Regions from separate parts of the Mus musculus genome. Here region 2 is linked to region 1. The links are chromatin loops, found by intact Hi-C in ENCODE. Cell type or tissue: left cerebral cortex. All regions are shown on one strand. Each heading gives the region's core, and the rest is flanking DNA. Links, peaks and the distances in the headings are about the cores only.

Region 1 (4,395 bases), core at 321-4,320:
TACCTCAGGCCACAAATGAGGTATGAAAGAAAACTCAGTTTACAAGTAGATGTGTATGACCACAAAATGTCATTCTTAATGGTGTTGTCAAGGAGGCTAGGGAGAGGCATCTGTTCCCTACGCCATACTTGCAATCAGCCAAGGGACAGTGTTGAAGAGGCTGAGGTCATGTTCCCAATAGCATACCATGATCCCTCATGTTTGTCCCTGACCTACATCCTCTGCCTGGGTAGGGATCTTTAAAGTGTGCAAGTGTGGGGGTGTTGGATGATCCGGGGGCACCGGTACAATTGCATATTCTAAAAGTACTGTGTCTTTGATAGACTAAGCAAGAAAACATGTCCTTGTTCTGAGTTGCATGGCTGGGATGGCCTACAGTGCCCTGGTATTGTAGCTCAAAGCTGCCCTGGCCTTGTGGGACAATGGCAACTTCCAGCGGCAGAGTGCACATCAACACCAAACCCACAGATTAGACAATCAAATGCCTGTGACAGGAGAAGATGGGCAGCAAGAGAACCAGGGTGAGGGGTGGGGGCAGGGAGGCAGGTGCTTGGGAGGAGGGCCATGGAGCAGACCTGGAGAGGCTGCAGGCCTGAGGGAAAGGTTACCCTTGTTTCTCTTCCACAAAGAGAAAGGGTGATAGAGGCCAGAGACACACATTGATCAGAAAGTGGGTGGGTCAGCGTGTATGTGTGAGTCCCCAGGCCTGACAGTCTGCCTTCACTGGGCCAGACTGCTCACTTTACCCCACCTGGATTCCTTCCATGTGGTTCTTGCACTTACAGGCAGGAAATGAGCACTGGACTTGCATCCACTTGTCTGGGAGGACAAGCTGTATTTCAGAGGGTCCGACAGGCAGAGAGAACAGATGTAACAGATAGGATGGGCAGGCTGGAGGACCTGAGATCCCTGTTACACTCTGCTCACCACCATCTGCTTACACCTGGTCCCACTCATGACCAGGCCATTCACACCTGAGAACTGGGTGAATCTTTCTGTCAGACCTCTACTTTTTGTCCCAAAGGAATCAGATGGCTTCAGTCCTGCAACCCAAAAAAATCCCCAGATGAGAGGTGTTCGGGCCTGGCCTGAGATGAACAGGAGCTAGACGTGGCCCTCGGAGGGGGAGGCGTTGTCTGCTCTGCTCTCTGAACACTTCCTTGAGGCTGTGTGGTAGATGGAGACCAAAGCCATGTTTATTCCTCTACCTGTGCAATGGAGGCATGATGAAGAGGTGAGAGGGAGTCAGAAAGACCAAGTCTAGCTTGCTTGGACCAGTCTTTGGTCCAGCAGTACAATCCGAAAGGTGGAGCCAACTAAAGTCCCTGAAAGGTGGATGGGTCTGCAGACCTTGGGAGGAGGCCTATAGACAGGTTGAGCAATTCTAAGACAAGCCGGCACGAGGTTCTCTACTCCTTCCCCACCTCGGCCACCCTCTAGGCAGAAGTACCCAGCCCATCTCTAACCTCGGGTCTCTGATGTGGATGTAGACAGAGATATGGGCACCGAGTCCTGGGGATCGCTTGCCAGCCGCTGCCCAGCACACATGGACTTCAGCATCTGGAAGACGGCGAGGGGAGCCACATTCAGATTCAGCAAGTCCACCAGGATCCTGGGGAAACAAATGCAGTGCTTAGCGAATACTGAAAGCCACAGGGCGGACATGCTCTAGGAGTCGCGCCAGCTGGGTCACCGTCTTGAAACCCCTTAAAGAGACACGGATATCTTAGAGTAGCAGATGCAGGAATGAGGAGTCCTAAAGCCGGCATTATCTGTAGGGAGTATGAGCTCAAAGTCCCGACCCCCGCTTTCTCACTTGAACACATCGGGGTCGATGGCGGCGCCAGCAGCCTGAGCTAGCTCGTACAGCTCCATCTCCTCGGCCCCCAGCACTTTCTTCCGCCGAAGCGCCAGCTTCTGCAGCGTTGCTGTCTCCAATCCTGTGGAAACCGCGAGTGCAGCACCACCAGCAGCAGCCGCCGCCGCCGCCATTCGTATAGCCTGAAAAGGGATCTGTGTTGGACAGAGTCTCTGCAAGTCAACAGCTCCAGCACCGAGGCGAGAGTTCCAAGAGGCCTTTACACAGTCGGTTACTTGACTTGTTCGGAACGTCTACTGTGCACAGGGCAGTGTGCTAGGCATGGGGTGGGGTGGTGGGAAGCTGATCACTGCCTGACGATCAGACTTGGACTGCTGGCTTAGGTAGCAGACCCCAGAATAGTACCTGGCATATACCGGGTACTTAGCAAATGCCTGTTGGATGACGAGTATTCACGATCTCGTGTAATTACCAGTTCTGTTGACGGTCCCTAAACAGCTTTGCTTTTAAACGGATACGCACTCCTGTCCCCCGACCCCGAAATACATAAACTTGGGGAGTAAAGAGCAACTGAGGACGTCACTGCGCACGCGCCTTGTGGCCAACTGCTTCTGCACTTGATTGGCTTTTGCTTTTGCAGGCGCTTTTCCCGGGAGGTTGAGCCGCTTTTCCCAGTAGGCAGGGGTGTGGCCTGACGCGCAGCTTGATGACGCTATTTCCGGGTTGTGTGTCTGGATAGCGGCGTCTATTTCTGAAGATAGGTAGGATGGTCATTTTGAACTCAACACGTTAGCTTGGCCGGTGTGTTGAGAACTGCAAATGTTTGGCCGGTTACCATGATTGTCACTGCCATCGGGAAAGAGTGGACCGGGGGAGCCGTCCAGAAGTGCCTACACAGTGAAAGGGGACCAGGAGGGGCATCTAAAATTTGTGCGGGGGCACTCTTGGAGATATTTTGTCTCCTGATGCTTTGTCCATTTTACATTACTAGTCTTTTGCATATGTGTGTGTATCCGTATGTGTATGTTTGTTGATTGGTGTTTTTATTTTTTCAATTTGTTTTATTCTGGCTTGATTTTTTTTAAATGTGCCTATTTGCTAGAAAAGAGAGGAGGGAGAGAGAGAGAGAGAGAACTTGAGAAGGTAGGGAAGTGGCAAAGTTCAGGGAGGAGGTAAGGGAGGGAAATCATGATCAGATTATAGAGTATGAAAAAATATTTTCAATATAAAAATATATTGGGTGAATAGTCTTCATTCTTAGGGGAAAACGTATTCATTACCGGGAAGGGGAGAATTTAGAGCATCTAGTCAGTTCTCAGCCTTCCTTCTTTCTTCCTTATACTGAACACAGCTTCCCTGGTTCTGCACTTCCGGTCTTCATATTTGGTGAACCTTTGGCCAGTCACCAAGGTCCAGATCTAAGGACTAAACACCATTTCCATGTTGAATGGTGCGTCTGTCACAGTGAGGACCATGGTGACAGTAAGCTGCTGGTGACTGTGAAGAGCCAGTGTGGGCTGTGGGGAATGAGTCTGGCTCCAGGAGCAGACATTACAGGATGTATGTGCATCTAATCTGGCACCTGCTTCCCAGGGTGGAACATCAGGTGCTTGTTTGCAGGATTCCAGAATATCTCAGGTTTTCGCAGAACTGTGGCCATGATGTAAATGTAGGGCCTCCCTGCCTCATTAGTTTATTGTAGGATTGATGGCTCCAGGAACCAGCTCCTATTGGTCAGAATGCCCAAGAGTACAAACTGGAGGCAAATCGAAGTGAGGCACAGCATCATCTCCCTAGCCAGACAACTGTTACCTGCATGCCATCAGCTCTGCCTGTTTGTAGGAGTATATCACCTCAGGTCCATGGATGGCCAGTGTCCATTCATAGAAGGAAGGTCAAGGTAGGGTCATTGGACCCTCACATAAGTCACTCCGCCATTTTCATATAATTCTGACATAATCATACATGGCCTCAACTTTAGGAAAGTCCAGAGGACTAAATTGCACAGACTTAGAGACCTTAATAAAGGGCTCTTGTACTAATACGCACTTAAAAATTCAAACATTTATGTACACACAACATGCTCATACAAAATCTCTCTCTCTCTCTCTCTCTCTCTCTCTCTCTCACACACACACACACACACACACACACACACACACACACTGTCTTGGCTAGTGTTTTGCCAACACGACACAAGATAGAGTCATCTGGGAAGATCCTCCATTGAGAAAATGACCCTATCAGATGGCCTGTGGGCAAGCCTGGGGTGCATCTTTTTTTTAATTGATGACTGATACCAGAATGCCCAGGTGACTATGGCTGGTACCGCACCTGGGCATGTGGTCCCGGATGGTATATCAGAGCAGGTTAAGCTAGCAATGGGAAATAAGCCAGCAACATTTCTCCATGGCCTTTGCACCAGCTCCTACCTTTGTGTTCTGTCTTGAGTTCAGGCCCTGATTTCCACAGATGATGGATCACAACTTGTGAGATAATATGAGCCCTTTTCTCCCCAAGTTGATTTTGGTCATGGTGTTTTATCAAAAGAATAGAAGCCCTAACTAAGGCCCATA
Region 2 (4,395 bases), core at 129-4,128, 270 kb before region 1:
TTTACTTCTTTGGTTTCTCAATTTTCTAAGAAGGAATTCTCAATCTAATTTGAATTATTATCCTCCAAACTTTTTCCAGTTAGAGTTCAAGGTCAGCCTGGCTACATGGGACACTGACTCAAAAATAAATAAATAAGCTCCATTTTCTAAGATGTATTTTAATTATACCAAAGTTCCCATTTCCTTGGTCTAAAACCAGTGAAAATAACAAACAGGATACAGATATCTAATATGCAATACATGGGCAAATAATCCAACGCTTAGAGTACACATTCAATTGCCAAAAACCAAAGTTTGATAAAAAGTATGGACCACTCATTTTATCTAATTACTGCTCTTTTCAAAATACTTAACATTCTTTCATATGAGTAGTGTTAAATATGTTCCAAAAAACAAATGCTGACTGGAGAGATGGCTCAGCTGCTAAGAACACTGGTTGCTCTCCCAGAGGTCCTGAGTTCAATCCCCAGCAATCACAAGGTGGCTCACAGCCATCTGTAATGGAACCCAATGCCCTCTTCTAGTGTGTCTGAAGACAGCTACAGTGTACTCATATATATATAATAAATATTTTTAAAAAGAACAAATGCAATCACAAATTGACATTTTTCATATTACAATACACCATTTTATTAGTTTAATTTTAAGGTAGTGAGCACAACTCTTTAAAAAACATGGCACTAATAAGCACATATATTTCAAATAAGAAGTAAAGAGATTAAGGGTTATAACATTAAAAGATCACTTTTAAAATGAGCTTTGGTCTTGGACAGCTCTGATCTGACCACTGATGTATTTTCCAGAGGTAGAACTGCTAAAGATTTTATTGTCTATGGCACTCATACACATAAAGGTAAGATTTAAACAATATGAAAAATGTATATGAAGGCATTACCTTGAAATGTTAACAATCACAACATGCACTCAACCTCTTCCATTTCTACAACCTAGATTCAATAAGAACTAGAAAAAAAAATAAATCTTATGAATCATCATTTTTAAATGCTAAAACTCAACACTTTTAAACTGTTTTAATTTTTTTTGTCACCAAATTTCTAAACCCTGTTGGCATTTAAATTTCAAGTTTCTGCTCAAAGGCAACCGAACATTGTAGACAAGAGTAGAACACCTATCTAAGGTACCAACTGTCCTGCAATTAGCTTTCGTCTGGCTCAGTGTACTGTAGTTTTTCACTTAATTGAAAAAAAAAAAGAAGAAGAAGAAGAAGAAGAACACGCATTCGGCCACCTAAGTAAAATCGTCGCCCTCTTATTCCAGACAGCAGCCACCCTCCGGTTAGTCCTATCCTCCCGCACGTGTCTGTCTGGTGGACTCCCAGCCTAGATCCCCGGCTCCATCCAGGATGCCTCTCCGCCGTAGCCCCGTTGATGGGCAATGCCACCGCCACCGCGGGCCGCTCCAGCGCACTCCACCCTCGGCTCCGCTGCGGCGCCCAGATCTGCCGGTCCTCCCGCAGGGCCGCCGCGGGCGGTGGGCGCGCAGGCTCCCCGTCACCGCGAGCTCTGACACGCGCGTCCCGACCTCCCTACCGCCCGCCCCACCCCCTGCCCCTCGCGGGGCCCTCCGCACTGCGCACCCGCAGTCCCGCGCGGCCCGCCGGACAGAAAGCAGCGGGAGCGCGGCAGACCCGGCTAGGAACCGACCTGTGGAGACCGCCATCTTCTCCTGCTACCAGACGCACCACCGCACGCAGGGCGTCAACGTCACTTCCGGCAGCGCGTTGCTCTCCGTCATAGAGGGACCGATAGTGGGGATAGTGGGGACTGTATCAGGTTCCTGTTCCTGGCAAGCTTTGCCCCTGATGGTCTCTGGAACTGTTGGTTCATCGGTTGTCCTAATCAAAACACACACATAAAACTGGGTTGGGAGACTAAGGCAGCATGAGCTTAAAAAGTCTTTAAAAGATCTGAGATCTCCAATAGTGTCAGTGTGTCCAAGGGAAATTTTCCCTATGACTCCTCTTATTAAATATTGAAATAATGTCTAAACAAACGCTAACAGTTACATCACGAGCCGGGCGTGGTGGCGCACGCCTTTAATCCCAGCACTCGGGAGGCAGAGGCAGGCGGATTTCTGAGTTCGAGGCCAGCCTGGTCTACAAAGTGAGTTCCAGGACAGCCAGAGCTATAAAGAGAAACCCTGTCTCGAAAAACAAAGTTACATCACACCAAACCTGTTATTAATAATCAAGGTAAAACATGGGAATTCACAATTGTGTTGGGGAAAAAAAAAAAAAACTATTCCAAAAGGTTGGGCTGTGTTAGTGCAGGCTACGTTTAGGCTGTAGTTTTGCTCTGATGACACCAGAACCAAAAGTCCATCAGTAAAGAAAGCCACAGAAGAAACTCAAGCAAAACCGTGAAGCAAAAAGGGATGGAGAAAAGCAGCTTACCACCTTGCTTCTGAGAAGGCTAGGCTGACTCCATGACAGACTTCAAATTGACAGTTAAGGAGACTGGGCCTAAGAACTGGGAAAGTCCAGGCAAGCCCAGGCAAGTCAATTACTAATAGAAAAAAACCCAGGCTCCAGCCTTCATGCCCGATAATGGTTCTAGGATGCCTAGAGATAGAGTAAGATAAAACTCATCTTCCCCAGAATTCCAATGTGCTTTAAAGCAAGCATGCACACTCACTTAGTTGTCTCTCTGTTTTGGCAATGGGAGACTCCAACACGCTGGACTTCTGCAAAATAAAGCACTCTCTGAGTATACATACTATTTGAGTCCCAGGTGTCATTCTTCGGTGAATCATGGACCTTTACATTTCTATCTTACGTTCACCTACCTTATTTGGAGGAGTAAGCCCATGTACCTAAAGATGGTATACCCATACCCAACTGGATTCTCCTACAACAATTAGTGACTAAGAAAGTTCCCCCAGGTTTTTCTTTTCAGACATGCCCACAGGTTATTCTGACTAAGGCAAGTCTTAAATTGAGATTTCCTCTTTCCATTTGTGTCAAGTTCACAACAAAGATTATCTAATACAAGTCCATTCCAAGTGCATCATTGTTAATATTCCTTTCTTGTTTGTGCCCAAGATGTCATAAATACTAAAATATTAAATACAGTACAACTTTAGAATTCCCAGTCTTTAAAAATTCCAACCCTCTAAGTCTCTTTAAAATATCCAAAGTCAGGTTCAATAAATACCACACACAAGCAAATATTATAGGCTACTCACAATGCTATTGGTTATCCTTGACAACCTAACTGTAAGACTATATTGCTGAAGACATCACATACTTATGCAACTGAACATGAAAAAAATTCAGTTGGGGGCTGGTGAGATGGCTCAGTGGGTAAGAGCACCCGACTGCTCTTCCGAAGGTCCAGAGTTCAAATCCCAGCAACCACATGGTGGCTCACAACCATCCCTAACGAGATCTGACTCCCTCTTCTGGAGTGTCTGAAGACAGATACAGTGTACTTACATATAATCAATAAATAAATCTTAAAAAAAAATCAGTTGGGATACAACTAGATGTTTCACATCTATTAACTAGCATTTATATATTTGATGCTTAGTCACAAGGGAGTAGAACTATTTGAAAGGATTAGAGGAAATAGGAAGTGCGGCCTTGTTGGAGACAGTGTGTCACTGGGAAGGGGCTTTGAGGTTTTAAAAGCCCATGCAAAGTCTAGTCTGTCTTCTTCTCTCTATGTCCACCTAGAATGTAGCTCTCAGTTACTGCTACAGCACCTGCCTGCATGCTGTCATTCTATTGCTATGATGATATTGAACTAAACCTCTGAAACTGTAAGCAAGTCCCCAATTAAATGCTTTCTATCAGAAGAGTTGCCTTGGTCATAGTATCTTAACAGTAGTAGAGCAGTGACTAAGACAGTACCTAGCCTTTATGGTTATGTGGATTATAGCACACATATTTAAAGGCTTTAGAGCTAGTATTCACATGTAAGAGAAGACATAGAAACATACATATCTGTCTTTGGGGGTGTCTGAGTTAATTCTCTCTAAAAGATTTTGTCCTAGATCTATCCATTTGCCTTCTAATTTTTATAATTTTAACAGCTTATTGATTCCATTGTATATCTGTACCACATGTTCAGTATCCACTAATCAGTTAATGAATATCTAGACTGTTTCCAATTTCTGGTTATTATGAATACAGGCACCATGAACATGGATAAGCAAGTATCTCAATAGTAGCATGTAAAGTCTTTGCATATATACTCAAAAGAGACATATCTGAATCTTCAGGTGAGAAGGCTAAACTGATTCCATGACAAGCTGCAAACTAGCAATTAAGAAGACTAGGCCTAAATCTCTGTTTCCAAGAACTGGGCAATTCCAGGCAAGTCCAGGCATCAGAAGCTGCCCCGCCACCTGGCCTGAGGCAAGGACAATGGGTCA

The links. Peaks named below come from ENCODE experiments on the same cell type or tissue, not always from the same donor. Only the 100,000 strongest peaks of a DNase experiment are listed, where the experiment ranks them.
Region 2: a loop joins it to region 1, with 2.6 times the contacts of the local background. A loop is called at or near these places in 1 of 42 quality-filtered maps.

What each region holds. Positions count from the first base shown.
Region 1 is chr16:15,860,932-15,865,326 of GRCm38, forward strand. Mzt2 (mitotic spindle organizing protein 2) reads right to left here and starts at 2,438. Exons shown (of 3, transcript NM_029354.3): 1 at 1,817-2,438; 2 at 1,467-1,612. The coding sequence starts at 1,992. It overlaps Gm41425 (a long non-coding RNA gene), which reads left to right and starts at 2,506. Exons shown (of 3, transcript XR_875934.2): 1 at 2,506-2,580. In left cerebral cortex, for the core only: CTCF peaks have their summits at 1,942 and 2,146; DNase peaks (open chromatin) are centred at 1,823, 1,966 and 2,473; H3K4me3 peaks cover 2,503 bases; H3K27ac peaks cover 1,565 bases.
Region 2 is chr16:15,592,796-15,597,190 of GRCm38, forward strand. Ube2v2 (ubiquitin-conjugating enzyme E2 variant 2) reads right to left here and starts at 1,723. Exons shown (of 4, transcript NM_023585.4): 1 at 1,665-1,723. The coding sequence starts at 1,680. In left cerebral cortex, for the core only: no CTCF peak of the experiment used is centred there; a DNase peak (open chromatin) is centred at 1,725; H3K4me3 peaks cover 1,429 bases; H3K27ac peaks cover 912 bases.